Linked DNA regions of Mus musculus: region 2 is linked to region 1. The links are chromatin contacts, found by Hi-C or POLR2A ChIA-PET in ENCODE. All regions are on one chromosome and are shown on one strand. The core of a region is the stretch at or near the end of the contact, and the rest is flanking DNA. Distances in the headings are between cores, read along the strand shown. Region 1 holds the start of Pkp2 (plakophilin 2). Region 2 overlaps Pkp2 (plakophilin 2).

Region 1 (4,932 bases), core at 2,152-4,651:
TATTGAGTCATTTCTGTTGAATTATTGTTGACTCATGTAATCTGCTTTCTAAATTAAAATGTTTAGTTAGCATATAAAAGTCATATTTTACTGAATGTCAAGAGAAAAAGACAAGTTTTCAAAACTGAACTGAAACAGTAAAAGACAGCAGCTCACAGAACAGCCAGACACCATAAGGATTCGCAGCGTTCTGCTTCCATGGCTCGATTTGTAGGGAGGACGCTACCTACAACAGTTATCTCAGAGCTTGCTCATAATTTAAGAAACAATAAGCCTTCTCTTAGGAAAGAGACTAGGATAGGGCCTGCACTTGTTAGGATAAAATATCCACACTATGGTTCAGCTCACGGATCCAGAGTCTGAATACCTCCTCTCTCTGTCTTTAAGCCCTTGCTCCTGCAGCAGATTCTCGCTCTCACAGGTGCTTCTTAGAAACTTGTATGCTTATTTTAGTTCAAAAAAGTCTGTTTTACTGATTCTTTGTGAGTATTCAAATTTAAAAGCATTACATTGATTTATTTTAATTTTACCTCTACTGATGCTTAAAGAGCTAATGAGTTGCACTGATGTTTATGTGACTTTATATAGCAAGTTACTACATGAAACATAAACAATGTGAAAACATAAACAAATATACTAACAGGTGTTGTTTTGTTTTTTTTTTTTTTTGGTACTCAGTATATGCCCTGTAAAATACTGCATGTTCTTGTGCTTGCTCCATTCATTTGATGTAAACCTACCTACTTGGTCCTGGAGAACAGCAATGGACAGAAAGTACCTGTTTTGGAACTTATATTCCAGTAAGGAAGTCATTAACAAGTAAAACATGAGGTACTTCTGCCCTAGTTACTACTCAATTACTGTGAGAAAAGACCACAAGCTAGGCAACTGTTAAAAAGAAAGCATTCAACTGGGGGTTTGCTTACAGTTTCAGAGAGCCAGTTCATAATCACCAAGGCAGGTGTGGTAAGGTAGAACCAGGTAAGAGCTCACCTCTGACCCACAAGCTGCAGGCAGAGAAGAGGGTGGGAGAGGAGGAGATAGTGGGGAGGAAGAGGAGAGAGAGAGGGGTGGGAGAAAAGGAGGGGGGAGAGAAACTGGGTCAGGTGTGGGCTTTTGAAATCTCAAAGCCTATCTCCCAGTGACACACCTCCTTCGACAAGGCTCTATCTCCTATTCCTTCCACTTAACTATAGACCAAACACCAGATATATGAGTCTGTGAGGGCCTTTTTGTTTTAAATCACCAGAACAAGTGATTAAAATAAAATCTGTGGAAAAAATGTGCAGAGAAACAGTGAATATGTATGTGTGTGTGTGTGTGTGTGTGTGTATGTGTGTGTGTGTGCGCGCACGCATGTGTGCTCATACATGAGTGATTGTGAAAGAATACCATTTAAGTAAGATGGGGATCTATGATAAAGACGTGAAGAAAGTCAGAGACTCAAGAATGGACTTCTAAGGGCTGTTGAACACTTATGTACAATTCTTTGTTTAGTGATCATGGCAACACTATGTGTAGGTACATTTATTATTCCCATTTACAGACAGGATGTTGACATGTAAAAATATGCAGAGCACTGCTTATGACCCACCACTTGGTGTTCCCAAGGCCTGCTGTTCTCATAGCTTCTACTTCCAGAGCATTCCTCATGACCTTTGACCATGTGGCCTGTAGAGAAAGGATGACTAGTCCCTATTTCCTTTTCACTTCCTTGATCCTCAGGTAAAACAGGACGCTACATAGCTCTACATTAATTGTATGGTTAGGAACCTGGGGAGGATAGAGGCTATGTTATTTAGCCATACCAAAGGATAAGCTAAATTAGATGTATATCCTCCTTCACTTGTAAGCTAATTTCTAATTGCCATTCTTTTATCAAACCATCCAACTACCAACTACAAGATATCCTCATTTATTGGAGCCTGCATAATAAGATAATCAATTACAACAGAACTTTTAAAAAGTGATTTGACAAGAAACAGGAAAGTGAAGTTACACTTCCTAAGATAAATAAGAGAAATTTCCTGTTTGTCTCTTGCTGAAGAAAGCAGAATGGGACCTTACCAATCATAGTTCTCCAGGTACAGAAGCCAGAGTGAGTCCTGGCCCTGCAGAAGCAGGCGCTGCAGTTATCTTTTAAAGCAACAGACCTGGGACTTTCAGAAGGAGCTAGGAGATAGATGAAGGGAAACAGGTTGCTTACAAGGGGCTGGTGACAGGATTTGTTGCTGTAATTTAACCGTCATAACATTCTTGTTTTCGGTAAGCTCTCAGCATCACATCTGTACATTATTTACACCTGACTTGGCAAGCCAAGCTTTTGGGCACAATTTACCTAAAGACTGGCCCAGTTGCTTTTGCTGACCTCATAGCTCCCACCTCCAGAGCTTTCCTTATGACCTTTGACTATGTGGCCTGTGGAGAAAGAGTGACTCGTCCCTGATTTCCTCGATGCTCGAAGGCAAAACAGGAAGCCACATTAACTGTTTAGTTAGGAACCGGGGAAGAAGAGAAGTTGTGTTCCCTAGCTGTTCCAACAAAGGTACAAACCCTAGCAACCAAAGGAAAAGACCCCACTTGATAACAAACATAGATGTTTTTCTTTTCTTCTCCCAAGTCTAAATACCAGTATGTGGAGAGTAGCATCGGTTGTCAACTTTAAGTTCAAGGACCCTTCTGTTGAGCTTAGCTCTTGTTCTTAGCCCAATTGCATGTGAAGCATAGTTAATAGCATGATAAACTCAAGTTCGGGAGATTTAAGTGAGAAACCTCGTTCATGAGTTCCCCTGCAAAGAGCTTGTCATAAAGAGGGCTTAGTCAACGTTAGAAGAGCTATTAAAACTGAGTATTAAAAGTCATCTTTTCTCTGGGCCTCTTATTGGAGTTTCTCTGTGTGGGCATGTTCCTTAAGAAGGAAGTGGGTGGACAAGAGCGCACTGGGTACAATTTGTGTATTTGCAAGAGCAAGCAGAGGCTTTCACTGAGGGAGAACATATGTTTCTGGGGCTCCATCTGTACAAAAAGCTCGGCGTCCTGAAGTACTACGGATAAAAAAAAAAACCTTTAAAATACGTCTATTTCATACATGTTTCATTATCTGTGAACGTTTGGAACAGTGTAACTGACCCTAACTAACTAGATGTGCTACTCACAGCAGAAGTTCCCAGCTGCACCTGTCCTAAGGGCAGCTCCTCCCACAATCCTTCGCGAGCCGAGAATACGTGGGGGCCTCAGAGGACGTGCTCGCCCCGGGCGGAGTGCGCCTGCTTTGCAGGAGCCACGCCCCTGTCCCCTAAGGGCCTGGGTCCTACGGGGCGGGGCGGGGCGGGGCGGGGCGGGGCGGGGCGGGGTTTGCTGCCGGTCCCCACGCCTCTGCGGCTTTGCGGGCAGGTCCTGGCAGTCCCTCCTGGTCACTCCGCCGACGCGATGGCCGTCCCCGGCTCACTGGCCGAGTGTGGCTACATCCGGACTGTGCTGGGCCAGCAGATCCTGGGTCACCTGGACAGCTCCAGCCTGGCCTTGCCCTCCGAGGCCAGACTGAGGCTGGCCGGCAGCAGCGGCCGCGGCGACCCGGCGGCCCGGAGCCAGCGGATCCAGGAGCAGGTGCAGCAGACCCTGGCCCGCCGGGGCCGGAGCTCTGCGGTCAGCGGTGAGTCGAACCCCACCCGCCGTGCTAGTCGTAGGTCTCCCCGGTGCGAACCGGTGTCCGCCCGCCCACCTGTTGCTCACCTTACCTTTTCCGGCTCGTGGTTGGTCGCTTTGGACACGCTTCCTCCCTAACCTTTGGTTCTGGTCTACCTTATTCGTTTGTTAATTACACAATTGTCTGTATTAAAGAATTCGATCGGTTTCACCCTTCGCCGCTCGCTCCGGGTTCTCTCCCTGAGATTCTAAAAAACACTTTGAAATTTTATGCAGACTTTGGTATGCAAGATTGATCTTCTGGAATAAGGCGCTTTGGGCTTTTATTGAGATGTTTTAGAGTTTACGACTCTCTATAAATATTTTTAGAAAGAAACCTTCAAAGCCCTGCGGTTCCTCCATCCTCTAAATTGAGGTTACCTCGTCCAAGTGCTCCACTCCGTATCTGCGACTAAACAAATTGAGCAAGTCGGCTTTGGGTCTGGGAGCAACCTGAACACCCTGCGGAGGATAAGGAGGAAGGAGACTTTGGCCAGGCTGAAGGTAGCCCCGCCTGCCCACCTCACACCCACACACCAGAACCAACAGATGCGTGGGTGCAGAACCGCCCTCATTAAAAAAAAAAAAATCAACCCCCCACCACACAGACTAGTTGACAGAAGTGTGGTTGATCAGAAAGATCAGAAGCTCTGGTAAATGTGATTACCATTAAGAATAATAATGCTTCCGTGCCAGCATGTGGATTTCAAATAGCAGAGTCTGGGAGGCTGTCCGCTTTTCAGTTTGTCTAAAGGTTAGGGCAGTTGATGTTTGCATACTTGAAAAGTAAAGAGGTGTTTAATGATTGCAAGCTCATGTAAGTGAGTGCCTGTAACGTCCCTAATTAGGCTATGTGGTTCGCACTTTATATTATCTTCTTAAAATGAACTGTGTATTTTTTTCCTTTCTCTTTCCATATGTGTAGATATAGATACGATTTTTAAGATGCAGCCTCAAACTTCCCGTCTCCGTCTCCCATGTGCTGAGATTACAGACATGGGCTGGGTTTACTGTGGATCCAAGCTTAGAGACAAGGAAACTGAGCAAATAAAACAGTCAAGATTCCAGACAGAAAGTGGCATAGGTGGTATATAAAAGCCAAAATGTGGAGTTTTAAGTCGATCATGAGTTAACATATTAAGTGTTTGATTACTAACACAAAATGAAATTACTTGGGAACTAAACTTCCCTGTAACGACTCCTTTTCCTCTAAGTAAAACTAAGGAAGTTCTAAGAGGATGGAAAGGT
Region 2 (5,285 bases), core at 2,320-4,819, 41 kb after region 1:
GGATGTGTCTATTAAGTGTAGCTGTGAATTCTTGTAACCTGTCACTGTTGCTCCCTCTTGTAAACAAAGGCTGCCTGAGGCTGATGCTTGCCGATACCTTCAGGAGTGGTGTTGATTTTATAGTAACTGTCAAGCCCTTCTATTCGCATAGTTTTTGTTGCTCTGCCTGTTCTAAGGAGGTTTACTTTTCATCCCGAGCAACCACAGCTGCCTCTGTTGCTTTCTTTCTCTTTGTTAGTCACAGATAAGCCTCAACTGTTGGATATAGATCAGAAGAAAGTTAAATGAAAGACTGGGTCTACATCTCCAACAAGGGAAGATAGGCCAGCATCTTATAGTCTGGAGTAGACTTTGCCAACTGCTTATCAAGTACTTAAGAGACTAGGCCTTCTTGGAGCTAACGGTGGGTAGAATTAAGGAGCCTGGGCCCAGAGCCACCAGACAGTGTGTGAGAAACCACATCATCAAGTACAAATAACCCTACTTATTTCTGACTCTTCACATATTTCTTCTGTGGGGGAAGTGACTTACTTTACCAGCCCTTGTACCTGCCACTCTCACATCCTTATAACTAGTGACAGGGCCTCAAACCCTTTGCCTTAAAACATTGTGTGTCAGCTTATCACTTCCCCAGGCTCCTTGACTGCACACTAGATACAGAGCTTCAAAGTATTGTTAGCAGGTTTCCTTTCAGTGCTGTCTGTAAGAGCATACCAGAGCATGCCAGAGACTTTACATGAAGAACAGCAGTTCATTCTGATTTCAGATGCTAATAATGTCATGATTATGGCAAATTCTAGGGTGCCATAGCCTCAGAAGTGTTATAAAAAGTACAGATGAATTGTTCACCATCCTGTTTAGCATATGCACTAAATTGTAGCTATAAGTTTGATAGTATTTAATTGATTATAAATTAATATATAATTATGAAGTTTCCATATGGAATTTTCAAAAACATATTTCATTGTCTTTGCTCCCCAGTCCTCCCCACTCCCTCTGTCTCCCTGACTCTCATTTCTTGTTATACCTTCCCCAGTCCTCCCCACTTCTACTTTGCTCTGCTCTCTTCCCTTACTTAACCCCCTGACCTGGACCAGCAGGTCATTCTTCAGTAACTGGGTCATGAGGGGGAGGTGCCAGGGATGAGGACAATAGAGAAAATAGACAACAAGAAGACAAAAGCTGGGGTTAGGAGGGTTTGTACAAGCTCTGTCTTATGCCAAGCATATTCCTGGCTTTAGACAAAGAACTATGCCCCCTCAGTCAACAATAGTGATCGAAGGCTGAAGGATAAAGGAAGTTAAATCTCTGTAACTGGTACAACAAATCCTTGGTCAGTGTGGAGGGGGACTCCACATAATTAGAAAGAGAATGATTGATATAGGTCATTTTGAAATGCACACACCTTTTGGAATAGAGGGACTCCCAGTCAGCAATATATATGGAGGGTTAACAGAAGCATTGATTTCAAACATAAAAAGAATGTCTTTATGATGGTCCATTGTGGCTAACACCCAGAAGTTCAATTGAGCCTTTTCTTTGGAGACAATGTAATAGATGGGTGGGATATTAGAAACCTGTCTTCATCCAGACCAAGAAGGCCTAATGTCTTAATAAAACCTAAGACCAAATGGCACACTTCCCCCAGGAAGGCCACATCTACTTCAACAAAGCCATATGTCCTAATCTTTTCAAATAATGCTATTTCCTGTGAACCTATAGGAGCCATTTTCATTCAAACTACTACAGAGCACCTCCAGGACAAGTTAACTAGTACCACATTCAGAGGCACAGAGTTCTTTAGATCCATGGGACATGCCACCCAAGAGTGAATTCATTTTAAATCAGGGTTCTGGATTGGTGTTGCATACTAAAAAGTGACCATCCAGGGGGCTGGAGAGATGGCTCAATGGTTAAGAACACTGGCTGCTCTTCCAAAGGTCCTGAGTTCAATTCCCAGCAACCACATGGTGGCTCACAACCATCTGTAATGGGATCCAATGCCCTCTTCTGGTGTGTCATATACATAAAATAAATAAATCTTAAAAAAAAAAAAAGGAAAGAAAAAGAAAAAATGACCCTCCAATGACAGGGTGACCTGTGGGTGATGAGAAACTGGAAAATGTCAAGGGAATAAATTGGTAATGTTTGAAAACTACATCCAACCCTGCCAGGCTCCTGAGACGTAACACTTGTGGGCCATTCCAATGAGAGGAACACATATGCAAATAGACAATGACAAACAGAGAGAATGGTGGGTGATACACAGTTGACGGAGCAGCACAGGTGCCCATGAGGAACATCAGGAGTTACAACAGTCTGATATTGTAATACTAGAATAGCCAAATATTTTTAAATATATCTAGTTTTTTTATCATTTGTATTAGACCTTACAAACTTTAATATTGTATGTATTACCTTTGTACCCCAAATAAGTTATCCAGACCTTTTATATTTTATAGAAACCTTTTAGTTTTTTATTCTGTAAACAAAACGATCTCTCTAGATAGATAGATAGATAGATAGATAGATATCTCCTTATTTATTAAAACATTTTATGTTTTAATTTTATAACATTTTTGCCAGACAGTGATGGTGCATGCCTTTAATCCCAGCACTTGGGAGGCAGAGGCAGGCAGATTTCTGAGTTTGAGGCTAGCCTAGTCTACAGAGTGAGTTCCAGGACAGCCAAGGCTACATAGAGAAATCCTGTCTCGAAAAACAAAACAAAACAAAATGTATAACATTTTTATCATTTAATACCATGAGATAACATAGTCATATAGATCAATCTCCCCTTGGATGACATGACCTGTTTGGGACAATTATACTTTAGTTATGAAGACCCAGTAGAACCTACCTTAGCAGATATTGAATGGCAGCTACTGTAATTATGTTTTGATTTTTTTTTTTTTTTGGTCTAGCAGTCTAAAATATTAGCTTTTTTGTTAGGTTTGTATATTATATAAAAATCATATCAAAATTAAGACACCATTAAAATGATAAAATCAACATCTTTTCAGCTCCAGGATGCTGAGCCCAGAGGGTTGTTGTCAGAGAGAGAACAGAGGGAAGGAACAGGGTGGTTGTCAGAGAGGGAACAGAGGGACCTGCCAGCTCAGCTTCAGCTTCTACTTTTTTAATTTATCTCTTAGACTGTTCTGTTCTCCTCCCTGTCACAGAGCCAGGGGACCTCTGTGACCTAGGAGAGGTGTTTAAAGGACAAACTGAGAAAAAACACGCTTCCATCTGAAATGGGAGGCCAAATCCAGTACTCCAGACTCAGCGCTTTGGCTTAAACAGCACAGGACAATTTGGCCACAGCAGCTCTTTTGTTTATGAGTTGGGGCTCATTAGCTCTGATAGCATCTAAGAGAGGAATTTAGGAATTAGTTTAGAAGTCTGAGCTAGCAAAACCTGATGTGCAGAAATACTTTAGAGGAGGAGGGGTGGAAGTGGGGGAGACCTAAGAGGATATTTCGGAGCTTCTATCATTATGAAGTTGTCAGTGCCTGGCCACCCCTAACAGACACTTTCACCCCCCTCTGCTGTGCCACTGCCTGAGTGAATACAGCTTGGCTCCCTTTCTCTTGTGAGGGTATCACTTTGCTCTGAGGGGCGGAGACTGGTCAGCTGGCTGCCCCAGCCTTTAAAGACCACACATTTGCCAGCACTGAGGTCTTCTGGAGCCAGCACAGCCATGAGCCAGCACTGCTTGTCTCTGTTTGGCCACTACTACAACACTCAACTGTGTTCTTTCTCTTAGTCCATCTGTTTGTAAGGGACCTGCTGTAGTAGAGGTATTTGGCTCAGATAAATAGATAAGAGCCATTTTTGGCAATTTTGAAATAAAAAACCATTTCTCATGCTCTGAAGCAAAAGTAATTTTAAACTTGATGCCAAGTTTTCAAGATCTTTTTATCCCTATTTTCTGTTCTTTATTTTTATCTTTTATCTTCTGTTTGGAGGAGACTGACCAGATCTATACAGGGTGTTAAATTACAATTTATTCAACTTTATGCTATGGTAAATAATCTGTAATCAAATTCCAGTGCAAACTCATCCATTGGAAATCCACTGGCCTTTGTAGGAGGAAGTTTGTCCTTAGACATTTACCTATATGTCCCCATATATTTAAATTTATAGAACCATTTTAGGAAACCAAGGGCAGATTTTTTTTAAATAAAATAGATTTATTTTTTTAAATAAGGAACTTTTGAGGCTGGTTGGTTGGTTGGTGATTTTGTTTGTTTGTTTTTAGAGTCAGGGTTTCTGAGAGCCTCCAGAACTCATTCTGTAGACCAGGCTAGCCTTGAACTTGGAGATCTTCCTGCCTCTGCACCTCTGCCTCGAGTGCTAGGATTAAAGGTGTGTGCCACCAGACCTGCCTTATCCTGGCTTTGTCAGGACTTTAGCAATACATTACGAGAACTAAAATGGAAAACGATGCAAGCAGCTAAAGGAAAGCAAGTGTCCACCCTGCAGTGTGCCCTCTTGCCTTCAGGTGGTCCCTGTGGTGTGACTGTGCAATGCTGTGTTTGTCTGTAGAGGATGGCTGCACTTTCTCTTTCTACCATACTTGGTTGTCCTTGTTCAGGCAGTAGTTTGACCTGGACCAGCAGGTCATTCTTCAGTGACAACATCATGGGGGGGGGGGGTGCCAGGGATGAGGACGATAGAGAAGACAAAAGCTGGGGTCAGAAGGTCTTACAGCAGCTGTGACTTACATCCAGCATGTCCTCTCTCTATGTACATCATGTTCTCAGGGAAAGCCTTGGATCAGCCCAGTCCTCAACACTTCACTCCCTTAGTTTCCTGGCTTTCCATTCCCTCCTACTTGGAGGTGCAGATTTAACAGTTAGAGGCAGACATTAGTATATAAGCCTGGCCCTTGGTATGTTTCCTAACCCAATCCATTTTCCTGAAACTTACTTTCTTATAGTTGAACAAAATCCATTTTGTATATGTCTAAAATTGTCATTGTTCATTCATCTTTTGATGACCATCAGGCTGGTTGTATTTCTTCACTATTGTAAGTACAGCAGCCACAATGTGGAAGTGCACATATCTCTATTGTAGGATTAGAGCCCTTTGTGTGTATGCCCAGGAGCAGCTGGGTTGTATGGTAATTTTCTTTTAGTCTTTCCAGTGATTGCATAAGCTCCCATTCCTACTAATAGTATCTAAGGTTCCTCTTTCCTCACATTCTCTCCAGCATTTGTTGTCATTTGATTTCTTGATGGTCTTTCTGACAAGGCTGAAATATTATCTCAAAGTAGTTTCAA

What was found. Hi-C counts contacts between places; a loop is a spot of excess contacts on that map. ChIA-PET counts read pairs that join two places held with the same protein, here RNA polymerase II (POLR2A).
Region 2: a map of heart shows a loop between it and region 1 (4-fold over the local background). The contact joins the enhancer-like site here to the promoter of Pkp2 in region 1. A Hi-C loop is called at or near these places in 5 of 37 maps with a recorded cell type or tissue (all heart). POLR2A ChIA-PET finds 5 or more read pairs at or near these places in 1 of 5 experiments (Patski).

Annotation. Positions count from the first base shown.
Region 1 is chr16:16,209,944-16,214,875 of GRCm38, forward strand. It overlaps Pkp2 (plakophilin 2), which reads left to right and starts at 3,402. Exons shown (of 13, transcript NM_026163.2): 1 at 3,402-3,652. The coding sequence starts at 3,430.
Region 2 is chr16:16,250,287-16,255,571 of GRCm38, forward strand. All of the region lies in intron 6 of Pkp2 (plakophilin 2), which reads left to right. Among named protein-coding and RNA genes, the nearest start is that of Pkp2, 40 kb to the left of the region's middle. Within about 2 kb of position 3,570, at least 1 of the 3 ENCODE cell types and tissues checked has a DNase peak (open chromatin) inside an H3K27ac peak, as active enhancers do; it is heart, where a contact is called at or near this core.